2 separate regions of the Homo sapiens genome follow, and region 1 is linked to region 2. A link is an interaction called in ENCODE POLR2A ChIA-PET data of the cell type or tissue named here. Cell type or tissue: PC-9. All regions are shown on one strand. Links, peaks and the distances in the headings refer to the core of each region. The heading gives the core; the rest is flanking DNA. Region 1 overlaps SLC4A5 (solute carrier family 4 member 5). Region 2 overlaps SLC4A5 (solute carrier family 4 member 5).

Evidence for each region. Peaks named below come from ENCODE experiments on the same cell type or tissue, not always from the same donor. Only the 100,000 strongest peaks of a DNase experiment are listed, where the experiment ranks them.
Region 1: POLR2A ChIA-PET joins it to region 2 with 10 read pairs; 2 of 35 experiments call an interaction of 5 or more read pairs at or near these places.

What each region holds. Positions count from the first base shown.
Region 1 is chr2:74,277,860-74,280,359 of GRCh38, forward strand. All of the region lies in intron 8 of SLC4A5 (solute carrier family 4 member 5), which reads right to left. Among named protein-coding and RNA genes, the nearest start is that of SLC4A5, 64 kb to the right of the region's middle. In PC-9, for the core only: no CTCF peak of the experiment used is centred there; no DNase peak of the experiment used is centred there; H3K27me3 peaks cover 2,244 bases.
Region 2 is chr2:74,216,726-74,222,728 of GRCh38, forward strand. SLC4A5 (solute carrier family 4 member 5) reads right to left here. Exons shown (of 31, transcript NM_133478.3): 30 at 4,709-4,776; 31 at 1-2,067. The coding sequence ends at 4,742. It overlaps MTHFD2 (methylenetetrahydrofolate dehydrogenase (NADP+ dependent) 2, methenyltetrahydrofolate cyclohydrolase), which reads left to right. Exons shown (of 8, transcript NM_006636.4): 8 at 1-840. Among named protein-coding and RNA genes, the nearest start is that of MTHFD2, 21 kb to the left of the region's middle. RefSeq lists an enhancer at 4,437-4,731. In PC-9, for the core only: no CTCF peak of the experiment used is centred there; a DNase peak (open chromatin) is centred at 4,556.

The DNA.
Region 1 (2,500 bases), core at 1-2,500, 58 kb after region 2:
ACTGAAATGTTTACAACATTCAGGATTGCCTTTAAAATACCCCAGCAAAAGCAAACAACAAAAAAAAAATCCCCAAAAGCAAACAAAAAAAGTGGTGGAGATAGATAAATATGAAACTTTGATGAAGCTGGGTGATGGGGACCATTCTCTCTACTTTTTGTGTTTGAAATTTTTCATAATAAAAAGTTTAAATATATATTTGGATATATAAAAATATACATGAATAGGTAAATCAAGTAGGGGTTTTGACATGAAGGTGGTCTGATGGTGGGGTTATTCCCCTTCTGACAGCTGCAACTGAGTGAGCTATCCAGGGATGACTTTGGTTGGGGGAGGTGTTTGCTCCTGCAGACCAGCTCCAAGGGTTCTGAGGAGCTGCCAGCCAGTTGTGCCCTATCTGGGAAGAGCTTCCTGAGTGCTCCAGTCCCTCCCATCTCTCCTCACTTAATTAGCCTTCCAATCTCACTCACTGGCCAACTAATCTGATTGTACTATCCTGGGTCAACCGCGTGATGGCCTTGTGTCACTGCCTGGCTGTCCCCATGGGTGTGGACTTGTGCTTCCCCTGTCTGATTGCAGGACTTTGAAGGTCTCTTTTGCAGCTCCACCCTGGAATAACTGTAAGTTATCCTAAGTCCCTGAGGGATGAAAGCCCCTAGCATAGCCCTCATTCTGTGTTACACTGCCAGCTGTGAGAGCACTGGATGGAACCCAGGGCCTCTGAGACTTCAGGGAACCTTTTACCTGGGGCTTGATCCAGGTTCTGATTCATATAAAAATCCCTTTTTCCTACTTCACCAACATAAGCCTCAAGTGTCAGTGTTGGACTAGCATAGAGAGAGGGAAGGACCAAGTTAGATACTGGACATAAAAGCAGCTGGATAATGACAAAGAGTATAATTATTCAGAACACTAGATCAGCAGAAGGTGGAAGTCAAACAACCTTAAAAATCTTCATCTGACCATAAATCTCCATGTGTGACTCCACTGCAATAAAACAAGAGAGCGATGGCTGCTAGCCTGCAGCTGCTTACCTGGCTCATGTATACCAGCCATCTGCAGCTCCTACAGTCGCTTTTCCACCCCACCTGTCTCCTCAAACCACAGACCGGCCTGGAATTCCCTCAACTCCCTGCTAGGAGCCCCTCCACCTGTGCCCAGGGCCGCCTTGCTCCATCCAGCAGCCTCCCTCAGCTTCTTTTCCCTTTAAATGACTCTCTTTTCCCTGGACACTTCTTGTAAGCCTACGATGTGCTCAGACTTCGCTGACCCTCAAAAACAAAAGGATCTCCCTTGGCCCATGTTCTCCTTAAGAGGCTTCCTTCACTCCTGCCCTTCATGGACAAGCATCTTGGAAGAACTGTCAGGTGAACCCAGCTTTTTACTTTTAACTCTTCTCAACTTACTGCCCTCTGGCTTCTGCCCTACCCCTCCTCAGACTGCGGGAGTAGGTCCATCCTGCGGATGCGCTTCAGTTCTTGCGGTACTTCTTATCCCCTCCCTTCATCTTGAATGTCTCTCAGCCCTTGATTTCCAGGACAAAGCCCTCCTTCCATTCCCCTCCTAACCTCCTGGTTGCCCCTTCTCAGTCTCTTTCGTGGGTTCCTCTTCCTCTGCCCATCCTGCAAATACTGAAGTTCCTAGGGGCTCTGTTCTGGGCTCTCTTCTCACTTCACAGACCTCAGGGGCAACCTTATCCTTTTCTGTGGGCTTGATTTCCACCTAGATGCTGATGCCTCACAAATTTATGCTTCTCTACTGAACTCCAGACACGGTGGCCACATGATGACCCCTGGACATCTCCACTTGGAGTTTCCTCAAATAGAACCTGTCCAAAATGGAACTCATTATCAACTGCCCCCAAAACAAAATTTAAAAATATCCAATGTAATAAAACTTTACTACTACATTTGTGTTTTCTAAGCTGCTACCATGAGGTACTCACTAGCTCAGGTTGGAATTCTGGGTGTCTCCCTGACTATCTGTCCCCACGTGCCATCTGTTATCAAGTCTTGTCAATTGTACCTTTTAAATTTTGTCTCAATCTACCCCTTCTCTCTATCCCTACTGCCAGCATCTCTCCCTTGGACCAGCCTCTTAACTAGCCAAGTCTTGCCCCCTTTTATCCATTCTCCACACTAAAGTGAGATGAACTCTCTTAAGGATATGCACGATTCTGTCCTTTTCCCACCTAGAACCCTTCTGTGGTCCTCTGAAGCTCTCAGCACCAAGTTCCAACACTGCAACATGGCTGGCATAGAATCTGCATCATCAGCCCTGCCATTCCCTGCCTCCTATTCTACAGTCCAGCCACAGGAAACCTGTGCCTTTTCCTCTATGTGTCTGTTTGCCCTATTCCAGAGGCCTCTTCCCCCTTCCCTACCCTCTCCTGGCTAACTCTGACCCATCCTTCAGGTCTCAATGTGAACATCTCTTCCTCCTAGAAGCCTTCCTTGACCCCTCCTGCCTGGATTAGATGCCCCTATGCTCTGCTTTCACA
Region 2 (6,003 bases), core at 3,504-6,003:
AGCCTCTGAAATGGCTGGGACTACAGGTGTGTGCCAGCATGCCTAGCTAATTTTTAAACATTTGTTTAGAGATGGGTCTCACTATGTTGCCCAGGCTGGTCTTGACCTCCTGACCTCTGCTGATTCCCCCCACCTCTGCCTCCCAAGTAGCGGGATTACAGGTGTGAGCCACTGTGTCTGACAAGAATTTATACTTAAGCATAGGAGATGGTTCTGGAAATTCTAAGAAATTCTGCTCTCAGTAAGAGTAGAGGTTTGGAGCTTTACCTCTTGGCAGTATCCCTTGGAAGGGAGCTCTGAGATTAAATGTAATCAAACACTTATTGAGAGCTTTCTATGGACCAGGCACTACACTAGACGCTGGGAATTACAGAGGCAATTACCTGTCCTATACTCAAGGTGTTAATGATCTAGTGTCATTTTTCTTTAAAAAAGAAAGCACCTGCATTTGTCATCTTGAGCAAATATAGTAACTCTAACCTCAAGGTTCAAGTGATTTACTCAAGGTTTAAATCATAGTTGTTTTGGAGAAAGTAAGTGTCAGATGCACTGTGGCTGTCAGGGTCATAGTAGGCATTAAATCAACATGGTTGGTGTTCATTAAATGTGGATTGAAGATAAAATGACTGATCTTAAGTTTCATGAGGAATAGGTTTGCTTCATTGAAACTGGTTTTTATCTTCCCAAATAGTTTTCAATCATTCCTTTAAAGTACTAGGTTGATTAATATTGCAAAGTTGTAATGTAAAATGTGACCTTACCTCTGTCTAACCTGTATTGTTCACATGAATGGGAGTTTGACTTTGGGAATAAACATTGAAAATTTGCAGGGAGGACCCACCCAAATGTATCATGAAATGTGATTCCAGGTATGAAAAACCAGTGATACTAATTTAAAGGATCATTTTGATTTAACATGTGGTTTCAAATTTCACTTTAACAAGAACTATTTTATTTTAGAAACATTTATCCACTCAGATGCATTGGTTCTTTCATTAACAGAGTTTTGGAACTGGCTTTTCAATCTGGGAAAGCCCCAGTCACACTTCTGGAGCAAGGCCCATAATGCAGATGGTTCAAACTTTTTTTTTGTTTGGATACGGAGTCTCACTCTGTTGCCTAGGCTGGAGTGCAGTGGTGCCATCTCAGCTCACTGCAACTTCTGCCTCCTGGGTTCAAGCGATTCTCCTGCCTCAGCCTCCCGAATAGCTGGGACTACAGGTGCATGCCACCACACCCGGCTAATTTTTTGTAGTTTAGTAGAGACGGGGTTTCACCGTGTTGCCTAGGCTGGTCTCGAACTCCTGAGCTCAGGCAATTCACCTGCCTCGGCCTCCCAAAGTGCTAGGATTACAGGCGTGTGCCACTGTGCCCGGCTGGTTCAAACTTTTCATATAACCCTTAGGAAATTGGATGTGACAGGGAGAAAAGATAGGACCTTTTCAGCATTTCTTAATATGCAGAATTGCCAAATATTCCAAAGATGGTCTAGTGACATAAAAGTATATTACAAGTTTGTTTGAGAACATCTATATTTAAATCTAACCTTTAAACAATTTTAAATTGATATTTGTTTTAAATATGAATTGACTATTGCCCCTTTATCTTAGCTATGGTTTGGGGAAACAAGCATTTTTTTATTTCCAAAGAAATGTTAGAATTTCTATGCTGAACTGCATTTTAAAATAAAATATAATATTTAGCTTTAGGTATTTTAATTACTACAAAGGGGAGAGCTTTGCATCTAAGCAATACTTTTCATCAATAGATCTCCAGTTTTCTATAGGCAGACGGACTCCCTCTGTTTGATAAAGAAGGAAACAGGCACAGAGAAGTTAAGACCCTCCCAGTGAAGACTAAGCCAGGCTCTCCATCTCCCATCTGGGAGAAGCTGCTTCATCCTAGAGGGTGGTCTCACTGTCAGTTTCTCTTCGGTATTTATCCATGTCTGTGAAGTCATAGTCTGACTCCATCTCTATCTTCACCTGTGGCACCATGAACACTGGGTTCCGTGAGTAGCTGAAAGCAGGTGAAGCTGGACAGGATATTTTGAAGTGCAAGGTGATGCTGAACGAGAAGTAGGAAAGAAGGATTACGTAGTTCTTGGTGTTTTGAACCCATCCCCTAGAGCAGGGCTCTAATGCAAATACTTCCATCTTTGCTTCTGAACTCTCAGCACATGCCAGAATGAGCAGTTTCCTATTGGCTTGGCCTTCAGCCATAGTCACGCATCTGGTCTCACCCTGTAAACCTATCTTCACATTGCTGCCAAGGTGAACTTTTGAAATCACAAATTTGGTGATTCCTCATTGGGTTCAAAGAATCTAAGCTCCTTAGTGTGAGAAGACAGGAGTGTCTTGTCTTCTCACAAACACAAACACAGTCTTCTGTGTTTGTAGTCCTGCCTGCTTAGTTTGCCCCATCCATTGCAGTGTTCTTTGCTCTTTGGAGGTGTGTGTGTGTGTGTGTGTGTGTGTGTGTGTGTGTGTGTGTGTTTGTGTGTGTTTTCAAATGGTACTTCGGGCCTGTGTCCACTGCCTGAAATGCCTTTTCTTTTCTCTGCCCCGCTCTATGTCTGGCAGATTCCAGTTTCCCTTTCTTAGATTCTCAAAACGAGGCTACTCCCTCCCTGTGTACTCCGATATTCTTGCACAGGGTGCTCTGTCTTTGTTTGCATGCCTTTCTTTCCACATCCTCAGGGATTAAGCATCGCACCTGGTAGATCATTGATGCTTAGTCTTTGTTAAACCAGATCATGTTGCAGAGCCTTTCACTGAAACAGAATCTTGCTATTTAGTGATCTTTGCCTCCATCTGTTTTCATAAATTCAGTAAAACACCAATGAGGTTGGGAGATACCATCTCCAGTTACCAAAGTTTCTTCATTTCTGACCCTGTCTTAGGGCCTTGTGTAATTTAACAGGGTTTTGGAAACCCCTAACCTGGTCCAAATTTTCTCTCTACTGCCTGAAATTGGGAGTAGTCAGTCAATTTCATGTAGATTATTTTATAAATGAAAATAAGATAGACTGCTTTTCTCATAATACCGGTGTATACTAATGTATAAAGATCAATGGCATCACATATATAGGAGCCTGACTGGGGAAGTGGGATGAGAAGGAAGGTGGAGATTAACTGGGACAGGTGACACTTTGGGCTAGAGCATCTTTGGGACTGCTGCTTAGGGAGGGTTGAACTGGGGAAAAGTGTGTCGTTTCACCCTGGCATTGGGATAGCAGCTTTGCCTTATAATTCAGAAGATCCCCTGCCCCGTTTCCCCAAAAATCTCTTGGATGAGTGCCCTCTGTGCCTGGAGATTGATCTTCTAGACTTGGGATAGCCTGTGCTGTAATTACTGTTTGATCCCTGTCCATTCTAGGGCACAAGGTAGGAGTGGGACTGCCCCTGGCATCTTCCCAAGTAACAATGAAGTAAAGCCTTTCTTGCCTCTAAATTCATCTTTTCTGTGTTTGCCCCCACTATGTCATCATCAGGGAGTCTCACCTTTTTCACGGGTGGCTTCTCATGAAGAACAATCACATTGTTGGCATGGGGGCTCCTGGCAACTGGCCTTGAACCTATTCTTAACAGTTCCCATCTCCAGTTGATCTCTGATGTTAGCTTTGATGTTGATCTCTGATGTTGGCTTTCCTCCATACCCTTTCTGACCTTTGCTAATTAACCCTGCTGTTAATTCATTCTACAGAGTACCCCAGGGTTTCGATCCTTAGCGTTCATTTATCCTGGCTTTCAGTGATATTACACTTAAGCCATGCCTAGTTTTTCTGTTTTCTTTTTTTTTCTTTTTTTGAGATGGAGTCTTGCTCTGTTGCCCAGGCTGGAGTGCAGTGGCGTGATCTCGGCTCACTGCAAGCTCCGCCTCCCAGGTTCACGCCATTCTCCTGCCTCAGCCTCCCGAGTAGCTGGGACTACAGGCGCCCACCACCATGCCCGGCTAATTTTTTGTATTTTTAGTAGAGACAGGGTTTCACCATGTTAGCCAGGATGGTCTCCATCTCCTGACCTTGTGATCTGCCCGCCTCAGCCTCCCAAAGTGCTGGGACTACAGGCGTGAGCCACCGCGCCTGGCTTCTGTTTTCTGTCAATATTTCCTTTCTTTTTTTTTTTTTTTTTGAGATGGAGTCTCACTCTGTTGCCCAGGCTGGAGTGCAGTGGCGCGATCTCGGCTTACTGCAAGCTCTGCCTCCTGGGTTCATGCCATTCCCCTGCCTCAGCCTCCCTAGTAGCTGGGACTACAGGCCCCCACCACCATGCCCAGCTAATTTTTTTGTATTTTTTTAGTAGAGACGGGGTTTCACCATGTTAGCCAGGATGGTCTCGATCTCCTGACCTCGTGATCCACCCGCCTTGGCCTCCGAAAGTGCTGGGATTACAGGTGTGAGGCACCGTGCTGGGCCACAACGTTTACTTTCAATTTTTGTTCTACCTAATCTTTTATAAGAATTTCCTTTACTAAAGTTGAATACCTTTGTGTGTTGTAACCATGTTGTTAAGTCAGTAAGAAGACATACTTGTTTCTTGGCCCTGAATGATGAGTCAGGTTTGTCAGCCTTTGACTCCCAGTTGGGGGCCAGCAAGGGCCTTCTACTGAGAGGACAGCTAGCTTGGGAAATCCTAGACCCTCCACCTTCCCGGCCATTTCCTAGTCTCTTACCTAATACGCAAGGAGTCTACCTAACAGTGTTTACCTTCGGTCAAGTTCTGTGTCACTGAAGGAAGAATCAGAGTGAGTAACTCCAACTGGAAGATCTTTTTCCTGGCAGGAAAATGAAAAATGTCAGATGTGGAGCAGGTTTGAGCACCATATTTCTCCGGGCTTCCCCCACCATTTCCTTTCTTTTCCTTCTCTAACCCTAGAGCCAACACTATGCAAGAGGAATACGGGGCCTCAGAGATGTGTGGCTTCGGGCTTAGTTACTCCTTCACCCAGAAGGTGCTCAGCCAGGGCTAGGGGGTGTGAGGCATGGGAGGGCCAGGGAAGAGAGAAATAGGAGTGGGGGAGGAGTCTGAGAAACTCAAGATCTTGAGGTACCTATGATGGACAGTGCTGATGGGAAGGATGCCCTGGCTACCCACCCCTAATCTGTCTTTGAGGGTGGCAAGCCCTGTATTAGAAGCACGGGGCTCGGGACTAAGGTAGGGATCTTTCAGAAGACCTCGGGACAGGCTATGTTGCCTGGATGACAGGACTGGCCACCTATAGGGAGCTGAGGCTGGGAGGGGTTAAAGGCAGTAATATAATCTCCCAGGATTTCCATAAGCAATGCCCAGTCCCTCCTAGGCAGCCTCCCTCTCAGCTGTCTGCTGAGAAGGTGCTGAGGATTCACACAGAGGCACAGCACAACCACCACGAGGACCTCCAATTATGCCTGACTTATAACCCAAGTGCTATGCTACCTATTTCTCTAAAGGGAAAAGCTTGGTTCTGAGCCCTCAACCATTTCAACAGCCACTGGAAAACATGGGAGGCCTGGTGGGCCATGTTTGGACTGATGTGGTCTGAAACAACATAGAAGAGGGCCAGGAGATGCCACAGGGATCTGGGGACACCTGGGGAAAGGAGGGAATGAGGGATTTTGCCTCAACTAAAGTGAGAATTAGTCGAGTCTGCAGGCTTTGCTCTGGGGTTTCCATCTGGTTGGAGTACCAGTCCTGGTGGCCCAGTTCTCTTTGATCTCTGCCAAGGACAAAGGTCTTCTAGCGCAGGGGTCCTCAGCTCCCAGGCCATGGAACAGTAGCAGAACCAGGCCGCACAGCAGGAGGTGAGCATGGGCGAGCAAGCATTAACCCCTGTGCTCCAGCTCCGGTGGGATCAGTGGCAGCAATAGATTCTCATAAGGGTGAGAACCCTATTGTGAACTGTCCATATGCAGGATCTAGGTTGCGTATTCCTTAAGAGAATCTGAGGTGGAACAGTCTCATCCCAAAACCATTCCCCACTCCCTACTGGTCCGTGGAAAAACTATCTTGCACAAAACTTGTC